2 separate regions of the Homo sapiens genome follow, and region 2 is linked to region 1. The links are chromatin contacts, found by Hi-C or POLR2A ChIA-PET in ENCODE. All regions are on one chromosome and are shown on one strand. Each heading gives the region's core, a stretch centred on a gene start or an enhancer-like site at or near the end of the contact. The rest is flanking DNA. Distances are from core to core; before and after follow the strand shown. Region 1 holds the start of ZNF367 (zinc finger protein 367). Region 2 holds the start of TMOD1 (tropomodulin 1).

Region 1 (6,249 bases), core at 498-2,997:
TTTTCTCATTTATAAAATGGGAAAAATATCTTCCTTACCCAATTGTTGAGTGAACTGTGAAACATCCATATGTATTATTGTGTATCAGTACATATATGCTATTTTTGTAGTAGGCCTCCAGAAAATGGAGGCTATATACTGTTTCATTTCTTAAAAGGATACTTTCACTTGGTTCAAAGTTCAAAAGATAGTTATATATTGTATTTCTTGAAATCTTTTCACTTCTGTTCCCAGCCACACAATTTCCCTCCATGATCCATGTTTCTTTTGCATCTTGCCAGATATTTTATGTACGTCTAAAAGTAAAAACGTATTTTCCCCACTTTAACAATTTTACATAAAATCACACTATTGCTTGTTTTGCCTTTTAAAATAAAAATACATTTTTGAAATTGTTCATATCAGTACAGTTTCCTTTATTTGTTTTTAAACAATTGTGGCTTAATTTAGTCATAGCTGTGCATTTGTGTGTCTTTCACAGAGAGAAAAGCTATTCAGCTTAGTTATCTGTTATTATACAGTCGTGTTCTAACTTAATTACCAATCCTAACCCTTAACCAATGGATATTCATTCATCCATTCAGCAAATATTTATTGAGCCCCTACCGCGAATCAGGCGGTGCCTGGGAATCTGTATTCCCAAGAACAAAACGCAGCTCCCCAGGCCACATCTAGCGGGTAGGAAGCCGGGCAACCCCTCCGCCCGGTCCTTCCTCTGCAGCCTGCGAGCCCCACCCGGGCCGCGGTCGGCGCCAGCCAGGCGGGGCTGGGGCGGGGCGGGCAGAGGACGTTGGGGCTCCGCGCGTCCCGGCGCGAGTACTAGGACGCGGCCGGGGCAGGTGGGGGCCGAGCAAAGTAGGGCGCTGCCCCGACTCCCGGAGCAGCCGCTCGGTAGAGCGGGGTCGCCGGGGTGGGGAGATCCCCGAGGCAACTTCGGGGCATCAGTCCAGGGTGAGAGTGTCTACTCTCGCCCGGCTCTTGTGGCCTCCGCGCCGCGAGCGGCCCGCAGGGACTTCGGAGGCCACTTCCTGGACTCTCCCCTTTCCACAGATGGGGAACCGGAGGCCCACAATCGGCCCGGAGGAGTCAGGGCGGTGCTGACAGGGCTGGTTCACAGAGCGTGCAACAGCTGAGCAGACGGAACTCGATTAAGAAACCAGGCACGCCGGGTGCCCATCAGGACCTCGGGCAGCAGAGACTCCAGCCGCCGGGCGGGTGGTGGGACCGAGGGCGGGGCGGGCGGCGGGGCCCCAGCCCTTTAAACTCCCTGCGCGCGGGAACCGCGGCCCAACAACCAACGGCGGGCGGGGCCGAGCGGGGCGCGCGCCTCCACCGCCCAACGATCACCACCCCCCCCGACCCCGCCCCGCCGCTGTCCAATCAGCCGCCCTCTTGCCGCCCTCCCCGCCGCCCTTGTCTCCCTGGCCCGGACTAACCACGCGGAGGGACGGCGGGGCGGGGCGGCAGGCGGGTGTGTCCGGGCGAGTGGAGACGCCGCGCGCTCCACTGGAGTTTCGAACGCTGTTGGCCCTCCAGACAGAAAAAAATATAAGAGCGGCGGCCAATGGCGAGGTGGGAAGGACCCGCGCGCAGACCCGGCCCCGCCCCGGCCGGCTGGAAAGAAGGCCAGGCCTGGCCATTGGCTCGCGCCGCCTGTCACTCGCCGGTGCGGCCAGCGGGCAGCGGCCTCGCGGTGACTGGTTCCGCCCAGGCGCGAAATGTAACGCGGGAAAAGCCGGGGCAGGCACCGCGGCGGCAGGTTGTTATTTTTGGGGGCTCAGCGCCGCGCGTCCTGCTTTCCTGTCACCGCAAGGGCCGGGCCGCCCGCTGCTTCCCACCCCTGCAGCCTGCGCTGCGGAGTACAAAGAGCGGAGGGCGCGCTTGACCTGGGGCTGGGGTCCAGCCCTGCCCGCCGGTGCCGTCTGCTCAACTAGTTAGGTGGCTGCTGCGCAGGATTCCGGGAAACGTCAGTCTGCCATGAGCCGGCAGGACTGAGCCTGCGACTCGGAGCAGAGCGAGTGAGGGGCAGAGCGGTGCTCAGGAGTGCGGCCCGGGGCCGCCGGAGCTGGGGGTCGGGCCGGGCGATGATCCGGGGCTTCGAGGCGCCCATGGCGGAGAACCCGCCGCCGCCGCCGCCGCCCGTCATCTTCTGCCACGACTCCCCGAAGCGGGTGCTGGTGTCGGTCATCAGGACGACCCCGATCAAGCCAACGTGCGGCGGTGGAGGGGAGCCGGAGCCGCCGCCGCCGCTCATCCCCACCAGCCCCGGCTTCAGCGACTTCATGGTGTACCCGTGGCGCTGGGGCGAGAACGCACACAACGTGACGCTCAGCCCTGGGGCCGCGGGGGCCGCCGCCTCGGCCGCCCTGCCTGCAGCCGCAGCCGCCGAGCACTCGGGGCTTCGTGGCCGGGGCGCGCCCCCGCCCGCCGCCTCGGCCTCCGCCGCCGCCTCGGGAGGTGAGGACGAGGAGGAAGCGAGCAGCCCAGACAGCGGCCACCTCAAGGTGAGCGGCGCGGGCGGGCGGGCGGGCGGGACGTGGGGCAGCCGGGGCCCGTTAACGGTGCGGCGGGCGGGGCGGAGTTGAAAACGCGAGGTCGATCCGGCTACGGCGGGGGCTGCGGCTGACAGGATGCTGACGTCACTGCCGCGCGCCAAAAACCGGCCCCAGTCGGGGGGGGCCTGTCACGTGACAGGCGGGAGCGGCGCGGGAGACCGTCCTTGCGGCAGGTGCAGTGGGCGGGAGCGCGGCCCGGGGTCGCTGGGGAGGCCGGGTCAACGGCCACTGACATCCTCCCGGCGGGCTGCCGAGTCCTCAGTTCCGAGAGGAAACGAGAGGGATGAGGGCCTTGAGTTGTTCCACCGACTGCGAGAGGGCAGGGAGCGCACAGTGTTTGCTCCATTACTGCAGATCGCCCTCGCCCTGTTAAAAGATGCCCTGCAGAGACAGCCGAAGAGCAAGAAAGGACTTCTGGGCCTGTTCTGCGGCTGAAGTTGTGCCTTCGCTGCCTTTCATTTATCCAGCATACTACTTGCTAGGTGTTGAGAGCACATAGTGGAATGGGACGCTAAAATTGCTTGCAGTCTCCGACTGCTTAAAGCTGGGAAGGTCGTTACCACTGGTTCAAACCTATTTTACAGATCAGGCAGCTGGGGCTTACAGTGATTAGTGAGGCGACCTTCCCACGATGGCACAGCTCAGTAGTGGAAGAGCGGGGACTAGGTCGAGGTTTTGTGGCTTTTAGTCCTGCATGTGTTTGGGGTGACTTTCTGCTGACTTATACTGAACTCTGTAGACTGTAAGCTCCAGGTGAGCCAGGAGTATTTCTATCTAGAAGACTATATGACTTTACTACCTTACATTCTGTAAATGCTCAATAAAGGTGCTCAAAAAATATTTGTGTAATGAATGAATGGTGCTAACAGAAGGGTAATATCCAGGTTCCATTTGTTAAGTGGCTGTATAAGATAAGCAATTTGCAAGAGATAACAAGTAAATCACATAGTGGATAACTGCATCTGTATCAGCACATAATGTATAAGTTGAAACGAGTTTGATCATTTTACATGCAGTCACAAGGATGTTGAAACTACATTGTTTGGGTTTTGAGGAAATTGATATATTTTATGTGGCATTATTATTAAATAATTATAAGGTTATAAAACTATAGGTTTTTATACACTTCAGCTCTTGAAACTGCACCTCAGTAAACATTTGAAAGAACAGAACCTGGGCCGGGTGCGGTGGCTCACGCCTGTAATCCCAGAACTTTGCGAGGCAGAGGCGGGCGGATCACGAGGTCAGGAGATCAAGACCATCCTGGCTAACACGGTGAAACCCCGTCTTTACTCAAAATACAAAAAATTAGCCGGGCTTGGTGGTGGGCGCCTGTAGTCCCAGCTACTCGGGAGGCTGAGGTAGGAGAATGGCGTGAAGCGGGAGGCGGAGCTTGCAGGGAACTGAAATCAGGCCACTGCGCTCCAGCCTGTGCAAAAGAGCGAGAATCCGTCTCAAAAAAAAAAAAAAAAAACAACAAAAAAAAAAACCATAACAGAGCCTGGTGAGGTGGCTCATGCCTGTGATCCCTTCAGGAGGCTGAGGCTGGGGAATCACTTGAGACCAGGAGTTCAAGACCAGCCTGGGCAACATAGACCGCATCTGGCGGCCTGCACCTATATACGTAGCTACATGGGAGGCTGAGGCAGGAGGATCACTTGAGACCAGGAGTTTGAGGCTACAGTGAGACATGATAGCACCACTGCACTTCAGTCTGGGTGACAAAGCAAGACCTCAACTCTTTAACAAAAATTGAAGAAACTTGCCAGGTGCGGTGGCTCACGCCTGTAATCCCAGCACTTTGGGAGGCTGAGGCGGGTGGATCACCTGAGGTCCAGGAGTTCGAGACCAGCCTGACCAACATGGTGAAACCCTGTCTCTACTAAAAATATAAAAATTCGCCGGACGTGGTGGCGGGCGCCCGTAATCCCAGCTACTTGGGAGGCTAAGGCAGGAGAATTGGTAGAACTCGGGAGGCGGCGGTTGCAGTGAGCCGAGATTGCGCCATTGCACTCCAGCCTGGGGGACAGAGTGAGACTCCGTCTCAAAAAAAAAAAAAAAAAAAAAAAAAAAAAAAAAAAATGAAGAAACTAACGATAGAAGCGTTGATAGTATTGCTGAGTATTACTAAAGGCTACAGTTGCTGTTGGGCTGCCTCTAGGTATCCCCTAGTGAGATGTAAGATGGATCGGTATCCACCGGGTGGGTGGCTCACGCCTGTAATCCAAGCACTTTGGGACACCGAGGCAGGCGGATCACAAGGTCAGGAGATAGAGACCATCCTGGCTAACACGGTGAAACCCCGTCTCTACTAAAAATACAAAAAAAAAAAAAAAAAAATTGGCCAGGGGTGGTGGCTGGCGCCTGTAGTCCCACCTGCTCGGGAGGCTGAGGCAGGAGAATGGCGTGAACCCGGGAGGCGGAGCTTGCAGTGAGCCGAGATCGTGCCACTGCACTCCAGCCTGGGCGACAGAGCAAGACTCTGTCTCAGAAAAAAAAAAAAAAAAATTTGGATGGGTATCCTAGGTATTTTTGTGTTAACCATTTATAAGTTTTAGTCTTTTAAAAAAAACACTAAATTAGATTATGTAGTTGAACAATATAAAGGCATACATTCATAAGTTCTTGTGTAAGATTTTGCCTTTATGGTTTTATTCTTATAGATTAATCTAGTTCTGGATCACCCAAGAAGATTAATGTTATATAGATGAAATCTATAGGTATGTTGTTTTTGGCCTAAAACAGACTTGTCCTTACCCAGACATTTTATAAAAATTGCTAACTGTGGCCAGGCGCGGAGGCTCACGCCTGTAATCCCAGCACTTTGGGAGGCCGAGGCTGGCTGGTCACGAGGTCAAGAGATCGAGACCATCCTGGCCAACATGGTGAAACCCTGTCTCTACTAAAAATACAAAAATTACCTGGGTGTGGTGGCACACCCCTGTAGTCCCAGCTACTTGGGAGGCTAAGGCAGGAGAATCACATGAACCCTGGAGACGGAGGTTGCAGTGAGCCGAGATCGTGCAACTGCACTCCAGCCTGGCCACAGTGAGACTCCGTCTTAAAAAAAAAAAATTGCTAACAAGATGCATGGGTTTGAATTGTATTTCCATGCTGTACACCTCTTTTCAGAGGTAAAGTATACCAACGGTTGTAAAAAACATGTAAAAGTGAAATGGCTGTTTTATATTTCTGCTTTTTTCTTTTCTCATGTAGTTTTTCCTGTTGTAACTTTCATAAATTATTTGGTAAATTGATTTGAATATGTCTTTCTATTGATGAAGCAATCCACATGCAGCTCCAAAAATTCATTTATTTAGCTTTCCCACCGTAAGACAGAAGGGTCTGGAATACACCTTTATTTAAGAAAGTTGCTAGCTAGACTAAGCTTTGTGGGGGCAAGAAGGAAAAAGAAAAAAATAAGGAAGTTGCTTAGTTTGATTTGTGGTCAGTACACTGAACTACAAAGATAGAGAGTCCCAGCCTGTTTTACTGTTTTGCTTCTTTAAAGTACTTGTAGTTCCTTATCTCCATGTGCATCATCAGGGAATTGTGCTGAGTCTGCTCATTTTTGGGGAAGAGAGGAGACAAGTCTGCAATATAGCCAGTGCCAATAACATTCTCCCAATATGCCACATAGAGGCACTAACAGCTGTGGGTTTGAGAACAATATTTGCGTTCATTTACTGTCTAT
Region 2 (6,578 bases), core at 1,606-4,105, 1.1 Mb before region 1:
CCTTTTAGATTCCCCTTTAACTCTCTCCCCTCTCCTGGGTTCTTCTCACTACTTGCCATACTCTTTATCCTAGAATGCCTGCCTCCCTTCTGTTCCTTGTCCTCAGTTCCTGCTACCTTCCCTCTCCCTTCCTTTCTCATCCAAGCTTTTAGAAAGAGTTGCTGGCTCTGTTGAGAGCCTTCTTCAGCCTACAGCCTGAAGAAGTGGAGAACTTCTTCAGCTCCTGTTAGCTCCTGCCTTTCCCCCTCACCACAACGAATACTATCATTGCAATATCAGGCTCTGGGCTGAGGGCTTGCCCTGAATCATCTCACTTAATTCTCACAAGCAGCCCCTATGAAATGGGGCTATTGTTGTCTCCATTGTATGAGGAGAAAACGAGGCTCAGACAGGCTGGGTCACTGGCAGATCTCATTTTTTGAGCCTGCTGCAATACCCTGGTCTAAGTCACTCATGATCCCTGCCAATCCTGATGGTCTTTTCCCAGTCCTCATCCCCCTACTCCTGTCTCTCCACAGCAAGTGACACTGCCCACCTCTGTCCTCCCTTGGCACCTGGGAAAGCCACTGTCTCTCACTCCTTCCCCAGCTCCTCCTTACAGGATGGGTCATGCTAGAAAGGCTTCCAAGGAAGACTCTAAGCCCTCTCCACTCCAGGTCCACTAGAGACCACCTTGTCTGCCCCCTCATTGCTCAAGGTTCCTCTGAGTGGGTGGCAGAGTTGGGGCTGGAGCCAGATATCCTAACCTCCAGGCCAGTCCACCTCCCATTGCTCAGAGCTGCCACACCTACTTTGTGTTTTCTGTTTTTGCTGAGCTGCAAGAAAACGCCCTACCCTGAAGGAGGGAGAAGGTGTGAGACCCTGATAAGGTGGGGCGGAGGCTATTTTTAGAGGACACTGGCTTTCATCTTAGGCTGGGAGAAACTCAAGGGTCAATGACTCTCTAAAACACGGGTTTGTAAGACTAGCTCATTAAAGATAATACACCAAAGTGACAGTATTCTTGTTTTCACTCTGCCTGTTGGTTGTGTGGCTCTAACTGATGGAAACTTTATTATCTGACTCCATTTCCCGTTAATTCTTTTTTCTGTAAGTCTTTGAGATGGCTTTAGAAAAAAACACATAACAGAAAGTAAAGTAGAAGCAAAAAGGAAACTTCAGGATGAGGGCGCTATTGTCCAGACAAGGTAAAGTCCAGAACAGCAGCAGATTCAAGAAGAGGGGGCATTGATCGGGTGCTCCCAGAGCTCCCGGACCTGCCTGAGCAGTGGGAAGGGTGCGGAAAGAGATGGGAAAGGCTGGGAGACTGCAGAACTTCTGGCGTGACCGGCCCTGTGTGACCTTGAGCAGGGGGCTCTGCGGCCCTGCACAGAGGACAAAATGGCAGTCACCTCTGGAAGAAAGATGGGGTGGGGGCCCTAGGGGTTCTCACGCTGAGGGCCCAGCACCTGGGTTCAGGGTCTGGTTCTGCGATTCAGACACGGAGGAGCTTGGGCCAGGTCGTCTCCGAGAGTCTGAGGGCATAGGGCGAGGGCTGGAGACAGGGTCTGTAATAGTAGCGGTGGGTGAAGGGTGTAGGAGGGGGCGGCGCTGCGCAGGTTGGAGGACGCATCATAGGCCCGATATAGACCGGGAAACTGTGGCCAGGGAGCGGCTGTACTGGAACCACTGCCCCTGCCCAGCTCATCGCATCTGAAGCTGCGTGGCTCACAGGCTGCTTTGCCGGCTACGGAGCAGAGAGATGCCCATAGGCACCCCAAAAGTGCACTTCCTAGGGTTGTACGGCTTAGGATATCCGACGGCCTTAGTGAGTCCCAGGATACGATCGAGTCTGGGGCAGTCAGTCTCCGATTTCTGCAGCGTCTCCGCATGTGCGCGGCTGGGACCCCAGCGTCCCAGGCCCGGAGAGGGTGAACAGGTGTGGGGAGCGCAGGCGGCCAAGAGCGCGCCCTGCAGCTCTCAGGGCTTGGGCTCCCAGCTCCATCGCGGCTACCAAACCTCGCCCCTACAAATGGGAGACTGAGATCCAGAAACAAGAGGGGGATTGCCAAGGCCATGCCGAGAGCCGGCGACAACCTGGGGCTCCCGCCTCCAAGCTCTTTCCAGCTCCACTTGGCCGCGTAGCGCGTGTCGTGGTGCTTTAAACCTTGTCTCTCCCAGTTTGGGAAACTTCACCTGCCCCAAACACTCTCAGCGCGAACCTGGGATCCACGTCCAGTCGAGCCTTTACTCCCCCACTCCCACCCCCAGACTCTTGCAGGCGGAGAAGAGGCCGCGCCCCCGAGCCCAGCTCCGGCTGGCACCTGTACCCAGCTGAGCACCCCGCGGGCTCAGAGCCCCGCCGCGCTGGAGTCCTGCGGGTGGCGGGGGCGCCCCTCCGCCAGGACCCCAGCCCGGGGCGCCGTCTCCTCCAGAACCCCGGGTCCTTCTCGCGTTCACAGACGCGGTGCGGAGGTCCAGAGCGGAGGGCGCCCTGGCCAGGGCTGCGCGCGCGGGGAGGCGGGGACGGGAGCGCTGGGCTCGGAACCCCGAGACCCGGGCTCCCTAGCCCCAGAGGCAACCCGAGGCGGCAGCTATTTATAGAGGGAGCCACGCTCAGTCCCTCTTGGCGGCGGCGGCGACAGCTGAATATTTTGCCCAGATATGGCTGAGGCCCCGGAGCGGGGGCAGGGAGCCCCGCGAGCGCGAGGGGGACCCCAGGCGGGGTGGGGGCTTACCCGGACGCAGAGCTGTGGGGCCGGCGCGGACGCGGGCTGCGGAACAGGCGCGGGCGGCGGGCAGATGGACGCGGGCGGAGGCCGCGGTGCTCCGGCGGGCAGCGGGCGGGCGAGCGCAGCGCGGGGCTGGACGAGCTCCCGGGCGGCCGCGGGCGGGCGGGAGCTGTGGGCTCGGGGGTGGGAGCCAGGGGCGGGCCCGGCTCGGCTGTCACCGCGCCCCGCCCCGCCCGCCGCCGGCTCCCTCCTTCCCCCCCCCTCCACTCGGGGGCGCCCGGGCGCAGCGCACTTCCCCGTCGGGACGCGGCCCTGGGCCGGGAGCGCAGGGGAGTCGGGCTGCAGCCGAGCGAGCGCGGGCCCCTGCCTGGGTCTCCTCCGCTTCCCCGCTGGTACCAGGAAGAGTTTGAGCGACGGTAGAGTTATGTGGGAAAAGGTGGGCAGATTTGCATTCCTGTGGGGTTTAGAATTTAAGATTTTGAGAATCTGAAGTCCCCAGAAGTGATGGACCAAAGCCAGCTAAGCAGCTGCTGCACCTTCACCTCTGATTGAAGCGCCGCTCCGTCCGTTTCCCAGCAGCGCGGCCAGGTGGGCTCTGAGCCGCAAGCTTTAACCGCGATCGTTTTGTCTACACGTAGTTCCAACACGCAATCGAATACATTCTCTCTACACTGAGAGCGAGTGGAGTGTCTAAAATACTGATTTTAAATGACCACAACAAAAAGACCCAAGTTCTTAAAAGGCTTTTTTTTTTTTTTTTTTTTTTCAGAACAAACCACTTTAGGTGGTTTATTCCAAATACAATTTTAAGTGTTTTAATAAACAAATGTCTCATGCAAAGGAATTTATATAGAAATAGGAAAACGTCTTATTTTGGATTATTATGGGAAAGCTTTTGGTAGGGTAGACCTTAATAAAATCAGCTCTTAATCCTGATGTATAGATTATTAATGAGAAACACTCATTAACCAAATTTTGTTTCTCAAGAAAATGAATTTCTCTAAAGTCCTCACAATGAGAACGCTCTTTTCAAGGGGTATATGCCATACATTTAAAAATAAGCAGTGATCTAATATTTCAGATTATTTTAAAACATTTTTGTTGTGAATCGAACATATAAGAACATACAACATAAGTTATGTTGTATGTGTAAACAAAATAAATGTGCAGCTTCATGACTTTTTACAACGTGAACACCTGTGCAACCAGTCACTCAGAGAACATTGCCTACAGCCCAGAAGCCAACCTGTCCCTCCTGGGTCCCAACTCCCTTCTAAAGATGATCACTTTCTTGACCCTTACGGTGATCATGTCCTTGTTTTTTTTCTTCCCTCTGTAGTATGTCTTCATTTGTTCAAATCTGTTGTTAATCTGTGGTTTTATGCAGCTGTAGTTTTTCACTGTATGAATATGCCACAGTTTAAAAAAAAATCCATTTGACTATTAATGGGCATTTAGGTTGTTTCCAGGTTTTAGCTATTACAAATAGTGCTGCTGCGAACATTCCTTGCCAGAATCCTCCTGTCCACGCGCACAGCCTGCTGTTGGAAGTGCTGGGTGATAGAGAAAGCCTAACCTCAACTTCGGCAGAGATAAGCCTGAACTCTTCCAAAGTTATAGTACCATTGTACAGTGCAGTTTCCCATCTTCAACAACACTTGAAGTTACAAAAATTGAAACACTTTAGAAATTCTGATATGTGAGTAATGGTATCTCATTGAGGTTCAAACTTGCATTTCCCTATATCCTAATGTGTTGAGTATCACTTCATATTTATTGGCCAGTTGGATTTGTTTTGTGAATTGTTCAGATTTATTGTCCATTTTTCTTCTGGATAGTCCTGTGTATTGAATAGATTCAATGGTGTGTGTATCCTCAGTTATATTCCACTCTTTTGCCTTTTCACCTTATTAACGTATTTTGATAAACAGGTGTTCTTAAATACAGTCTGGCAATCTTTTCCCTTATTGGCAGCACTCTGTGTCCTGTTTAAGAACTCTTTCCTGTTCCTGGGTTATAAAGTTATCTTCCTATGTTATCTTCCCACCTTAGCCTTTCATGTTTAGGTTTTTTGTTTGTTTGTTTTTGTTTTTGTTTTTGAGATAGAGTCTTGCGCTTTGTTGGCCAGGCTGGAGTAAAGTGGTGTGATCACGGCTCATTGCAGCCTCAACCTCCTGGGCTCAAGCCAACCCCTTAACCCCCACATCAGCCCCTCAAAGTGCTGGGATTACAGGCATGAGCCACCATGCCCAGCTATTTAAAAAAATGTTTTTTGTAGAGATAGGGGACTTGCTATATTGCCCAGGCTGGTCTGAAACTCCTATGCTCAAGCAATCCTCCCGCCTCAGCCTCCCAAAGTGCTGGTATTACAGGCGCGAGCCACTGTGCCCAGCCTCATGTTTAGTTTTTTGTTTTTTTTTTTTGTTTGTTTGTTTTTTTTTTTTGAGACAGGGTCTCTGTCATCCAGGCTGGAGTGCAGTGGCGCGATCTCGGCTCACTACAACCTCTGCCTCCCAGGCTCAGGTGATCCTCCCACCTCAGCCTCCTGAATAGCTAGAACTACAGTTGTGCACCACCACATCCAGCTAATTTTTTGGTAAAGACAGGGTTTTGCCACGTTGCCCAGGCTGGTCTCAAACTCCTGGCCTTAAGTGATCCGCCCACCTCAAAGTGCTGGGATTACAGGCATGAGCCACCATGCCCGGCCAATGTTTAGGTTTTCAATCCATCTGGAATTGACTTTTGAATATGGTATGAGGAAGGGTTCATTCACATTTCATTTGTTTGTGTCACACTGACTTAGCACTAATTTTGTGGTTACATCAAGAAACAATCTATTGCTTTATTTTAAAAAGTAATGGACTCCTCCCCCTCCCCCTCCCCCTCTCCCTCTCCCCACAGTCTCCCTCTCCCTCTCCCTCTCTCTCCACGGTCTCCCTCTGATGCCCAGCGGAGGCTGGACTGTAGTGCCGCCATCTCGGCTCACTGCAACCTCCCTGCCTGATTCTCCTGCTTCAGCCTGCCGAGTGCCTGGGATTGCAGGCGCACGCCGCCACGCCTGACTGGTTTTCGTATTTTTTTGGTGGAGATGGGGTTTCGCCATGTTGGCCGGGCTGGTCTCCAGCTCCTAACCACGAGTGATCTGCTAGCCTCGGCCTCCCGAGGTGCCGGGATTGCAGACGGAGTCTCGCTCACTCAGTGCTCAATGTTGCCCAGGCTGGAGTGCAGTGGCGTGATCTCGGCTCGCTATAACCTCCACCTCCCAGCCGCCTGCCTTGGCCTCCCAAAGTGCCGAGATTGCAGCCTCTGCCCGGCCGCCACCCCGTCTGGGAAGTGAGGAGCATCTCTGCCTGGCCACCCATCGTCTAGGATGTGAGGAGCCCCTCTGCCCAGCAGCCCAGTCTGGGAAGTGAGGAGCGCCTCTTCCCGGCCGCCATCCCGTCTAGGAAGTGAGGAGCGTCTCTGCCCGGCCGCCCATCGTCTGAGATGTGGGGAGCGCCTCTGCCCCACTGCCCCGTCTGGGATGTGAGAAGCGCCTCTGCCCCGCCGCGACCCCGTCTGGAAACTGAGGAGTGTCTCTGCCCGACCACCACCCCGTCTGGGAGGTGAGGAGCGTCTCTGCCCAGCCGCCCCGTCTGAGAAGTGAGGAGCCCCTCCGCCTGGCAGCCGCCCCATCTGGGAAGTGAGGAGCGTCTCCGCCCAGCAGACGCCCCCTCCAGGAGGTGGGGGGCAGCCCCCGCCCGGCCAGCCGCCCCGTCCGGGAGGGAGGTGGGGGGGCGCCTCTGCCCAGCCGCCCTGTCTGGGAGGTGGGGGGGCCCCTCTGCCCGGCCGCCACCCCATCTGGGAAGTGTACCCAGCAGCTCATTG

Evidence for each region. A loop is a pair of places that touch in the nucleus more often than their neighbours do. ChIA-PET counts read pairs that join two places held with the same protein, here RNA polymerase II (POLR2A). Pooled maps may share reads with other maps.
Region 2: a loop to region 1 is called in a map of GM12878, with 2.7 times the contacts of the local background. The contact joins the promoter of TMOD1 here to the promoter of ZNF367 in region 1. A Hi-C loop is called at or near these places in 1 of 168 maps with a recorded cell type or tissue (GM12878), 2 of 37 single-sample maps with no recorded cell type and 4 of 50 pooled maps. POLR2A ChIA-PET finds 5 or more read pairs at or near these places in 2 of 52 experiments (OCI-LY7 and activated naive CD4-positive, alpha-beta T cell).

Annotation. Positions count from the first base shown.
Region 1 is chr9:96,413,868-96,420,116 of GRCh38, reverse strand. It overlaps ZNF367 (zinc finger protein 367), which reads left to right and starts at 1,747. Exons shown (of 5, transcript NM_153695.4): 1 at 1,747-2,504. The coding sequence starts at 2,085. RefSeq lists silencers at 601-870, 1,131-1,790, 1,901-2,040, 2,341-2,580 and enhancers at 399-932, 933-1,466, 2,941-3,180.
Region 2 is chr9:97,497,943-97,504,520 of GRCh38, reverse strand. TMOD1 (tropomodulin 1) reads right to left here and starts at 2,855. Exons shown (of 10, transcript NM_003275.4): 1 at 2,718-2,855. RefSeq lists a cis regulatory region at 852-869, an enhancer at 788-932 and a silencer at 2,319-3,038.